Regions from separate parts of the Homo sapiens genome. Here region 2 is linked to region 1. A link is a loop called in an ENCODE intact Hi-C map of the cell type or tissue named here. Cell type or tissue: dorsolateral prefrontal cortex. All regions are shown on one strand. Links, peaks and the distances in the headings refer to the core of each region. The heading gives the core; the rest is flanking DNA. Region 1 overlaps CLSTN1 (calsyntenin 1). Region 2 overlaps CLSTN1 (calsyntenin 1).

What was found. A loop is a pair of places that touch in the nucleus more often than their neighbours do. Peaks named below come from ENCODE experiments on the same cell type or tissue, not always from the same donor. Only the 100,000 strongest peaks of a DNase experiment are listed, where the experiment ranks them.
Region 2: a loop joins it to region 1, with 1.8 times the contacts of the local background. A loop is called at or near these places in 1 of 110 quality-filtered maps.

The regions. Positions count from the first base shown.
Region 1 is chr1:9,802,322-9,807,688 of GRCh38, forward strand. The region is part of intron 1 of CLSTN1 (calsyntenin 1); the gene reads right to left. Among named protein-coding and RNA genes, the nearest start is that of CLSTN1, 19 kb to the right of the region's middle. In dorsolateral prefrontal cortex, for the core only: no CTCF peak of the experiment used is centred there; no DNase peak of the experiment used is centred there; H3K27ac peaks cover 410 bases.
Region 2 is chr1:9,729,338-9,734,704 of GRCh38, forward strand. CLSTN1 (calsyntenin 1) reads right to left here. Exons shown (of 19, transcript NM_001009566.3): 15 at 4,635-4,805; 16 at 4,064-4,209; 17 at 2,424-2,559; 18 at 1,869-2,053; 19 at 1-1,368. The coding sequence ends at 1,171. Among named protein-coding and RNA genes, the nearest start is that of PIK3CD-AS2, 44 kb to the left of the region's middle. In dorsolateral prefrontal cortex, for the core only: no CTCF peak of the experiment used is centred there; DNase peaks (open chromatin) are centred at 1,413 and 2,952; H3K27ac peaks cover 4,516 bases.

The DNA.
Region 1 (5,367 bases), core at 210-5,209:
TATCAGGCCACACTGTGAAGAGGATCCTACGTCAAAAGCTGCCCCAGCCAGACCATTTCTAAAGCTCTTGTCAACTCTGCAACTGTGATTTCAGCAGAGTGTGCAAATTTCTGAGATGTTCACATTAAAAAGTGCTACAAATTTTCAAATAATGTGACTTTGTTAACAGGATGTACTATCCATCCAGATTTTTTAAACTCCACTCTAATTTTATAATCTACTTTCCTGACTCAACTGTACATGAGAGAGGTACAGACTCACCCAAATGTATGCTTTCTGAATATTTTCTATTATAGGGAAACAGGGTTAAAGACACCCCAGACCAGATCCCACTGTTCATTCTACTTTCCCTATTCTGAACTACGAAAATATCACACTGACGACAATGGCAACTTCACTTGTTTCCTCTTTGGTAAAATGGGCTGCCTGGGCTAAATGATTTCTCAAGCTCCTTCCATTTCTAGAATTCTAGCCATATAATTAAGGAGCTGATTTTCTTAGATTTTTTTTTTTTTTTTTTTGAGACAGAGTCTCACTTTGTCGCCCAGGCTGGAGTGCAGTGACACAATCAGGGCTCACTGCAGCCTCAAGCTCCAGGGCTCAAATGATCCTCCCACCTAAGCATCTCAAGTAACTGGGGCCACAGGCACCTGCCACCACACTTAGGTAATTTTTTATTTTTTGTAGAGACAAGGTTTCGCTATGTTGTCCAGGCTGGTCTCAAACTCCTGGCTCAAGTGATCCTCCTGCCTCAGCCTCCCAAAGTGCTGGGATTACAGGCATAAGCCACCACGCCCAGCTAAAAGTACTTAACATTCTAATGCAAAAATAATATACAAGCAAACAGAGCTTACTTAAGTGGGAAGGCACGCTGCCAGATTCTAAAAGCAAAGGATTCTATCATAAAAGGGAGGAAAGGATTAGATAACCTCTCAAGGGGAAACTGGATTTATGGGATATAGTCTAGGCAAAAACCAGATCATTGGTAATCAAGGATAATACCAAAACAAACCAACAAACCACCCAAAACAGCAGCTCTCAACCTCTCCCATCAAGGCAGACAGCCCAGGTACAGGCCCACGCACAGATATTCCATGGGTAAAACCAGATTCTGAGAAAAGCTGAAAAGATTTTTCATAAAAATAAAGCAAACAGTAGCACAAAGGTCTTTTATCGTGGTAGTTATAAAAATGTTTTACGGCCGGGCGCAGTGGCTCACGCCTGCAATCCCAGCACTTTGGGAGGCCAATGTGGGCAGATAACTTGAAGTCAGGAGTTCGAGACCAGTCTGGCCAACATGGTGAAATCCCGTCTCTACTAAAAATACAAAAATTAGCTGGGTGTGGTGGTATATGCCTGTAATCCCAGCTACTTGGGAGGCCGAGGCACAAGAATTGCTTGAACCCAGGAGGTGAAGGCTGCAGTGAGCAAGATCACACCACTGCACTCCAGCCTGGGCAACAGAGCAAGACTCCATCTTAAAAAAAATTAAATAAAATTAAATTTTTTTTAAAAAGTGTTTTACAATGACATCAGCCATTTAAAGGTCTCAAAAAGGCCATCTTGTGAGGAAAAACGAAAGTGGTAATCTTTTTCAACTACTGAACTTTTGTTAAAGCCTTGATCTTTTTCTAGACCTCAGGAAAATATTAATATGGTGAAAGGATACACTACCAAAGAATAAGCCCAAATAAACCTGATTTTAACGTTTACTTATATTTTTGTACCTATTCTTGCCTTTCCCTTATTAAAGGCGAGGGGCCGGGTACGGTGGCTCACGCCTGTAATCCCAGCACTTTGGGAGGCTGAGGCGGGCGGATCACGAGGTCAAGAGATCGAGGCCAGCCTGGCCAACATGGTGAAACCTCGTCTCTACTAAAAATACAAAAAAATTAGCCGGGCGTGGTGGCGGGCGCCTGTAGTCCCAGCTACTCAGGAGGCTGAGGCAGGAGAATGGCATGAACCCGGGAGGCAGAAGTTGCAGTGAGCTGAGATCATGCCACTGCACTCCAGCCTGGCGACAGAGAGAGACTCCATCTCAAAAAAAAAAAAAAAAAAAAGGCGAGGGTAATAATCCACAAGCACGCAGATCCTGACTGCACATGGGAATGGACACCACCTGTCCACCTGTGAGGGCCTCCCTGGGAGCAGCAGCAGGTGCTCTATGTTATGGGCAATTCCAGGCCATATGGAGTTCAATAATGAACTCCACCCAGCTTCTCCACTTAAGAAAGCAAGGAGTGGCAGGAGCTGTGGCTCACACCAATCATCCCAGCACTTTAGGAGGCCAAGGTGGGCGGATCACTTGAGCCCAGGATTTTGAGACCAGCCTGGGCAACACAGTGAAATCCCGTCTCTACAAAAAATACAAAATTTCAGGCAGGCATGTAGTCCCAGCTATTCAGGAAGCTGAAGTGAAAGGATCACCTGAGTTCGGAAAGTCAAGGCTGCAGTGAGCCGAGTTTATGCCACTGCATTACAGCCTGGGCGATGGAGTGAGACCCTGTCTTAAAAAAAGAAAGGCCGGGCACAGTGGCTTATGCCTGTAATCCCAGCACTTTGGGAGGCCGAAGCAGGAGATCACGAGGTCAGGAGTTCCAGAACAGCCTAGCTAACACAGTGAAACCCCGTCTCTACTAAAAATACAAAACTTAGCTGGGCGTGCTAGTGCATGCCTGTAATCCCAGCTACTCGGGAGTGAGGCAGGAGAATCACTTGAACCTGGGAAGCAGAGGTTGCAGTGAGCCGAGATCGCGCCATAGTACTCCAGCCTGGGAGACAGAGCAAGACTCCTCTCAAAAAGAAAAAAAAGAAAAGAAAGCAAGGGGCAATGTAAACTATGAAGAGACATAATTCCAGGAAAAAGTTGAACTAACTCTCATTTCGTTTTTAAGCAAGTAAATCACTAGTAAGCTTTGCTTTGTTACTTCAACTATTATTTAGAAGCAAATTACTGGTGACATGTCCCCTAGTTGTATCTTGACATCAATGACTGCCCTAGAGCAGCAGTTATCAGAGCGTGATCTAAGGACTCCTGCGGGGGCAGGGAGGAATCCCCAAAGCTCTCTCTTTCCCAACTATATCTGTGTGAAGCTCAGTTTTCTTCATCTACTTCAAACAGATAACAGACAATGCAGAATCTAGCTGTTTTCTCTTAAGTTGGACATTAATGAGATTAGCAAAAACTTAAAATGCCAGTCTTCTTACTAAGTTGTTTCTGGTTTTTGGAAAACAGTTAATTTTCACTAAAAATGTGTTATTTAGGTTGGGCACAATGGCTCACACCTGCAATCCCAGCACTTTGGGAGGCCGAGGCAAGTGGATCACCTGAGGTCAGGAGTTCAAGATCGGCCTGGCCAACATGGTGAAACCCCATCTCTACTAAAAATACAAAAATTAACCAGGTGTGGTGGTGCGCGCCTATAGTCCCAGCTACTCAGGAGGCTGAGGCAGGAGAATCGCTTGAACCCAGGAGGCGGAGGTTGCAGTGAGCCAAGATTGTGCCACTGCACTCCAGCCTGGGTTACAGAGCAAGACTCTGTCTCAAAAAAAAAAAAAAAAAAAAGTTATTTAAGTCACCATGCAATGGGTTTATCATTGCTATTTTAAATAATTTAATAATTACATTATTTAATAGGTTCTCACTTTTTATTTCTAATAAATATCCATAGATAAAACCCACATATGGCTGAGCACGGTGGCTCAAGCCTGTAATCTTAACATTTTGGGAGGCCAAGGCAGGTGGATCGCTTGAGGTCAGGAGTTCAAGACCAGCCTGGCCAACATGGCCAAATCCTGTCTCTACTAAAAATACAAAAATTAGCTGTCCATGGTGGTGGGCACCTGTAATCCCAGCTACTCCAGAGGCTGAGGCAGGAGAATCGTTTGAACCCAGGGCAGGGGGGGTGGAGGGGGGGAGGTTGCAGTGAGCTGAGATCACGCCACTTCACTCCAGCCTGATAAGAGCAAAACTCTGTCTCGAAAATACAAACAAACAAAAACACATAACCACAAGCTCTTTAAAGTCCATGGTAATTTTTGAGCACAGGGGTCCTGAGACCAAACAATCTGGGAACCCTAAAGGGTTAGGTTGGGTTCAATTCTACTACATCCCTCTAAGGGATTAGTTTACACACCATACCTGGGGCAAATGTCTGCTGAATGAATGACTTTAAGAGAATGTTACAAAATACCCTGTAGAATATGACTGCATTTTGTTTAAAACTTTATGTAGTTAAATTTGTACAAAGAAAAAAATCTATAAAAATAGACACGAGGCCGGGCGCGGTGGCTCACGCCTGTAATCCCAGCACTTTGGGAGGCCGAGGCAGGTGGATCACGAGGTCAGGAGATTGAGACCATCCTGGCTAACATGGTGAAACCCTGTCTCTACTAAAAATACAAAAAATTAACCGGGCGTGGTGGCGGGCACCTGTAGTCCCAGCTACTCGGGAGGCTGAGGCAGGAAAATGGTGTGAACCCAGGAGGTGGAGCTTGCAGTGAGCTGAGATCACACCACTGCACTCCAGCCTGGGCAACAGAGTGAGATTCCGTCTCAAAAAAATAAAAATAAAAACAGACACAAAATGTTTACACTAATGATGTCAAAGAGGCAGTCTTTTAAGTCTTTTTACCTTACTTTCATTCTATTTTGGACTAACTGTGTTTTCTTGTTCTACAGTAAGGGCGTGGGGGGGGGTCTGGAGCAGCATTGCCTAAAGTGTGTTCCCCGGGACACTGGTGCCACAGGTGCGGCAGAAAGAGTCCCAGGTCAAGTGAGTTGGTTTTACCCCCGGCTCAGCAATTCCTCCAAGTGCACTCAAGCCTGTGAGAAGCCCTGCAGTAACGAAACCTGTTTAACGTTAACAGCGCTTCCCAAGCTTACATGACCGAGACCTCATTGACCTAACAGCACCTGTCCACGTCACACACCTAGGGAGACCCATCTCTCATCCTAGATGAGTTTCAAGGGGAAGCCTGCAGTTGGTCACTACATCCTTACCATTAGAAGTCACTACACGGACTACGTCACCATTATTTACAAACGACAACTTCTAGCAAAGATAATATTAAATGATACATGATACATCCCACTGGAATAGCTGGGAGTTACATCAAATACATTTTTTACACTGACTTTAGTAAAATGCCTCTATACAAGGGAGTAAATTTACTTCATATAGATTTAGGAACTTGGTAAATTCAAGTAACAATTTTAAATAGCAATATTTCAGTTAAATTCTTTGATGAAAAACACTAAGCGCGTCTGGCCCTAAGTCATTCCTCCACACAGCGTACAGCAGTCAGCATCCCCTGAAAGGCGTGGCCACCGTGAAGAGGCAGGGCCTGCAGAGGCGGCTGCTTGCA
Region 2 (5,367 bases), core at 166-5,165, 73 kb before region 1:
CTGTTTGTTTGCTCTCCTGCCCTACCACCAAGCAAAGCAGCAGGGCTCCTGGGGGAGAGGGATTTCAACCCCCCTGATGGCAGGGGGTGCTCTGGGGAGGAGAGAGGAGAGAACAGGCTGTTTTGGAAAATTCCAGCACTTTGACTTCGGGCCATGCGTCTCTCCTGGACGTTCTGAGTACGGATCGCTCAGGCCTCCTGCCGTCTCCAAAAGGAGTGGTCAGCCGGTCTGCAGGACACCTCTCAGTTTCTCCTTTTACCAGCAGGAAAATGTACATTTAAGCATAAACCACAAGGCTGCACACGGTGAGACCAGGCCACTGCCCAGGGAGCTGCTGTCGGAGGAGGAGTGTGGAAAAGGGGCCAGGGACCCCGCACCCCACACCAAATTAGGAACAGGTAGAATCCCAAAGGCAAGGCCCGGCCACTTGTAGCTACCCTGATCCAGTCTCTTGAGCAGCACAGCTAGAGGCCTGTGGCCCCCGACTCCCAGCCATACTCAGACCTGAGCAGGGGCTGGGGCGGGGCTGGGCGGGGTGGGCCTCTCCCTCTGGGGTCTGGGGAGGGAGGACCCGGCGGGAAGAGCCCGTGCTCAGAGCTCCGAACTTCACTTTACATTCCAGTCCCGGGTTACACTAGCACAAAGGACACAAGGAATCCGATTTATTTACAAAATATTAAAAAGTCAGTTAATCATCTACACAGTACCCCCCATCCTGCCATTATTTATACATGCACTAGTTTGGAAAAAATAAAAACTTTTTTTAAAAAAAGAAAAAAATGATTACCGGGTGGGAGTGAGCATGTTTTACCCTTTGTCAACGAGCCCAGCTGGCATGGCTTTTCTGGAGTGCGAGGGGCCAGTGTCCTCTCCCCGGGGGGAGACTCCAGACACAAACGCGGGGCCTGAGGCGCTGGGAGGCCCCTGTGCGAGCCGGATGGCGGCCAGAGAGGACGTGTCAGCTCCTCGTGGGACTGAAGAGCGCGACCAGGCAGAGGGTGGGCGGGGAGCCTAGGGTCCTACACACCAAGCACAGCGACGATCGTGGCGGGGAGGGGTCTGCACACCTACTGGCCGAAATGACTTTGTACATCGTGGACCCTTGGGACTGGGAGAACGGATGGCAGCAGAGTCTTCGAAAGCAGAAACCGAGGTGGCCGGGGGCACGGGTCAGTAGCTGAGGGTGGAGTCATCCCACTCCAGCTGCTGCTGCCGGGTTGCGTTCTGGGGGTCGCCCTGCTCCCCCTCCTCCTCCTCGCTGCTCTCCGACTCGGCGCTGGTGATGTCATCCTCTTCTTCGCCGTCCTCGCTTTCCTCTTCCTCTTCCTCTTCCTCCTCCTCCTCACTGCTGTGCTGGTCCTCATAGGTCTGGCAAGGAGAAGTGACGGCCACATGAGTCCGGCCCTGCCCACAGCCCCGTCACCTGGCATTCTCCTCTCGACAGCCACAGAGGAAGGAGAACTTGCCCCAGCGTCTCCCTCCCCAGCGACAGAGCAGCCAGGACGGCACCGGAAGTTATATTAGAAGTGAAGGGAAAACAAAGCTCCAGTCAGCACCCACGGAGTCACCCACATACAAAGCAGCTTGGGACAGCACCTCAGCTGCCCCACCAGAGAACTCTCTCAGGATTACCATGACCCAAGAGCGCCAAGCCCTGGCATGGCTCTTCTCTACACTTAAGGCAGAACGGCCTTGAATAAGGTCTCTCTCAGCCTCGGTTTACCCACGAAGACACCTAAGCCCCAGGCTTGCTGAGCAGATGACGCGATGGAAAGCATGTGAACCTGAAGGAGCCGCGCCGTACCGGCTTCTCGGAGGCCCTGGCCTGTGCTGCCTCTCAGTCCTGGAGGTCGCCCGCCCACTCCTACCTCCATGGGGTTGACGGTGATGGTCAGGGCAGAGTCGTCCCAGTCCATCTCGTTCTCCTTCCCGGTGTCCTGATCCCGCATGGTCCGCCGATGTGCGGCCCGGATCCGAAATACCCCCAGGATAATCATGAACACCAGGAAGCTGACGCACACCACGATCACAACTGTCGCAGTGCTGGGGACGACTGTGGGAGAATGAGGGGGCGGGATGCGAGGTCACTCGGCCCAGAAGGCCACTGTGCCCTTGACCTCCTCGGCTGTGCCTGGTCAAAACGGGCTGGACAGCACGCTTCAGCTGAACCCACAGGCCAGGAGGAAATACCAGGAAAAGCTCGCCATGGGCCTCCAACCTGGCTCGGCCACGTCCTGCTCCATGGCTGCGGGTGACATCATCTGCCCTCTTCGAGGGCTTTAGTTTCCTTGTGTGTGATGGGGAATAATTGGGACAGGGAAAGACCGGCGGTCATGCTGAGCAGGAGGCTGTGCCCACGGTGGGGTGGGGGCAGGGCGGACGGCATGGAGCATCTCCGCTTGGTCTCCCTCCCCATGTCCTACCTGCGAACGGGTGGGGGTTGGCCAGGTTGTGGCCTGACAGGTCAACAAAGGAGCGGTGTTCCGGGTGCACGAACTGTGGCTGGGCAGCCATGTGGTTGGCGTGTTCCATGGGGTTGGCCGTGTGGATTACATTCACCTATAGCAGAGAAAGAGAGGATCGCTGGAGACAGGCATCCTGAGCCTGTCCAAGAGGTGACAGTGGAGTCCCGCAGCTGGCATGACCAGTGCCACTCAGAGTGGCTCCTGGACCGCAGCTGGGGGCAAACGGAGCTACGGGAAAAGGACAGAAAAAAAAATCAAGAGTAAGCACTTAAAAAACAAAAACAAAGAAAAAGAAACAAAAACCAAACAAAAAAGAGTAATAAGCACTTAGAAACTGCTATAACAATCTAATATTCTCACACATTCCAGAAATGTATCACTTTTCTACTTATTAGTATTTGTTGAGACTGGGTCTTGCTGTGTTGCCCGGGCTGGAGCGCAGTAGCTATTCACAAGCATGATCACGGCTCACTGCAGCCTGGAACTTCCCTGCTCAAGTAATCCTCCCACCTCAGCCTCTCAAGTAGCTGGGACTACAGGCAAGCACCACGCACCTGGCTGCAATCCATTTTTATTGCATTTTATAAAAGATTATGCCCAAAACAAGAGCAGAAAAAGAAGCCGATGGTCCTTCCCCATGGGTCGTTTGGGAAGCACTGGCGTAGACCTTTTTCCTCAAATCACAGCCGTGTGAAAGACAGCACCAATCACTGCCATGGATTTCCTTTCATATCTCTTACCCTTTGACTCAAACAAAACAGGCACCGAATTTAGCATTCTGCTCTTGAGTTCATGGTGATATTCCATTGCTAAGAGTAACTTTGGGTCAATTTTCTCCAGGCCACAGAGAGCCTGAGCGATGAAGCAGCTGCTGGATAGGTCTGTAGACGACCTCAGAGCAGGAGGAGCTACCCTCTAGCCTGTGTGGCCTGTGAGTCACCAGCGCCAGCCTCAGCAGCACTGGTCCTGCCCGTGCGGGTCCCTGCGTGAGCCCCTCTCAACCTGGGCCGAGGACTCGACTTCATTCACAGGAGGGCCAGTGACCTGGCACAGATGCAGAGAACTTTTGGTTCCCTGGATGCTGCTCTTTCTAAAACAGTGTCTTTGGCTGGGCACAGTGGCTCACGCCTGTAATCCTAGCACTTTTGGAGGCCAAGGCAAGTGGATTGCTTGAACCTGGGGGGACAAGACCAGCCTGGGCAACATAGTGAGACCTCGTCTCTAAAAATAAATAAATAAATAAAACCACATCCTCCTGTTTCTCTCATGGGAAATCTCAAGAAGCCCCAGAGGCATTAACTGCCACTTGCTCTTTGTCACCTCCCTGCAAAGTTCCTTAGGCTCCAACTCAGGCTGAGGCAGCCAGGGAAAGGGGAGCACCCCCCACCCCAGCTCACCCCAAACACAACTTGTCACTCCAACAAGCCCAGGTGTAACCTGCAGCAGGCCCCAGGCTGGAAAGGCGACCCCCTAGAATGAGCCTGTATAGCTGCCATCATGAATGCTCTGAGGTTGGCGTTTGTGAATATTAGGGCTGCAAATCAGCGCCCTCACTCACTGCTGCTATTGGCCCTGCTCAGTGGGAGCCTTGTACTCACCTCCACCTTAAATTCGTTGCTGATGTAGCGGCCATTCAGCTCTGAGCAGATGAGCTTAAACTTCCGGTCAAGCAAGGACCTGGCATGCCAGTTCCGATAGCGCAGCAGGTGCAAAACCTCCTCGTAGCTGGCCATGGTGTCCACGCCTGCAGGGGTTGAAAGGGGGAAGATTGCCGGGTGGCTTAGGGCAGGAGCATGGGCAGGGCTGCAGCCGTCAGCACAGGCAGGCTCAATTAGACACCCAGGTTAGCTAGGCCAAGGGGTCACACAAGTTGGCTTTCTAGCCATGGGAATAAATGCAATGTGCACAGGGGCATTCTTCCCTCTGTGGGGGACGTGTCATCCCACGCCTCAACCCTCCCCCTTTAGAGAGTAGTGGCTACACATCCGGTACCTGTCCAGGAGACAGGAGTATGCGTGCAGCCAACAATGATCCCAGCGAACGTGCTCCTTCCCCATCTCCCTCTAAGATAACTCAACATTCTCAGATGGCAGGCAGCAGCCAGCCAAGAGCTCTCAAAGTCCCCTCTTGCAGCCTGGCCCACCTGCGTGGCTGCAGCGCTCCCCTTACCTGTGAAGGTCATGCCCAGTTCAGAGCTGCTCACTTCAATGCCCTTCTGCTGCAGGCGGGCCATGTCCACCTCCAGGCTCTCCTGCTCGTGGTTCAGCTCCTCTCCCTCCACCGTGACCTCACAGGTATCCAGGTCGTGCACGATCTCCTCGGACACCAGTGATTCTTGAACTGCAAAAGAGGCCCAACCAGAAATATTAAGTAGGGGCAGTGGGGCCCAGCGTGGCGGGGCACACTGGATGCCCTGCCGGCTCACCCCAAACCTACATGGCTCTCGTAAGGACCAACGACAGAAGCAAGCGAGAGTTGCTTTCAAGAAACGGCTGGGCGCAGTGGCTCACGCCTGTAATCCCAGCACTTTGGGAGGCCAAGACGGGTGGATCACCTGAGGTCAGGAGTTTGAGACCAGCCTGGCCAACAGGGTGAAAGCCCGTCTCTACTAAAAATACAAAAATTAACCGGGCGTTGTGGCAGGTCCCTGTAATCCCAGCTATTCGGGAGGCTGAGGCAGGAGAATCGCTTGAACTCAGGAGGTGGATGCTGCAGTTAGCCAAGATGACACCATTGCACTCCAGCCTGGGCGACAGAGTGAGACTCCATCTCAAAAAAAAAAAAAAAGGGGGGGAGTTTCATGTGTCCTGAGCAAGAATTGTGGGGACATTGTGCCTCCATGGGCTGGCCAGCCTGGCAGGTGCAAGCAGTGTCTCCCGTAAGTGCCCTCAACCCCTCAACC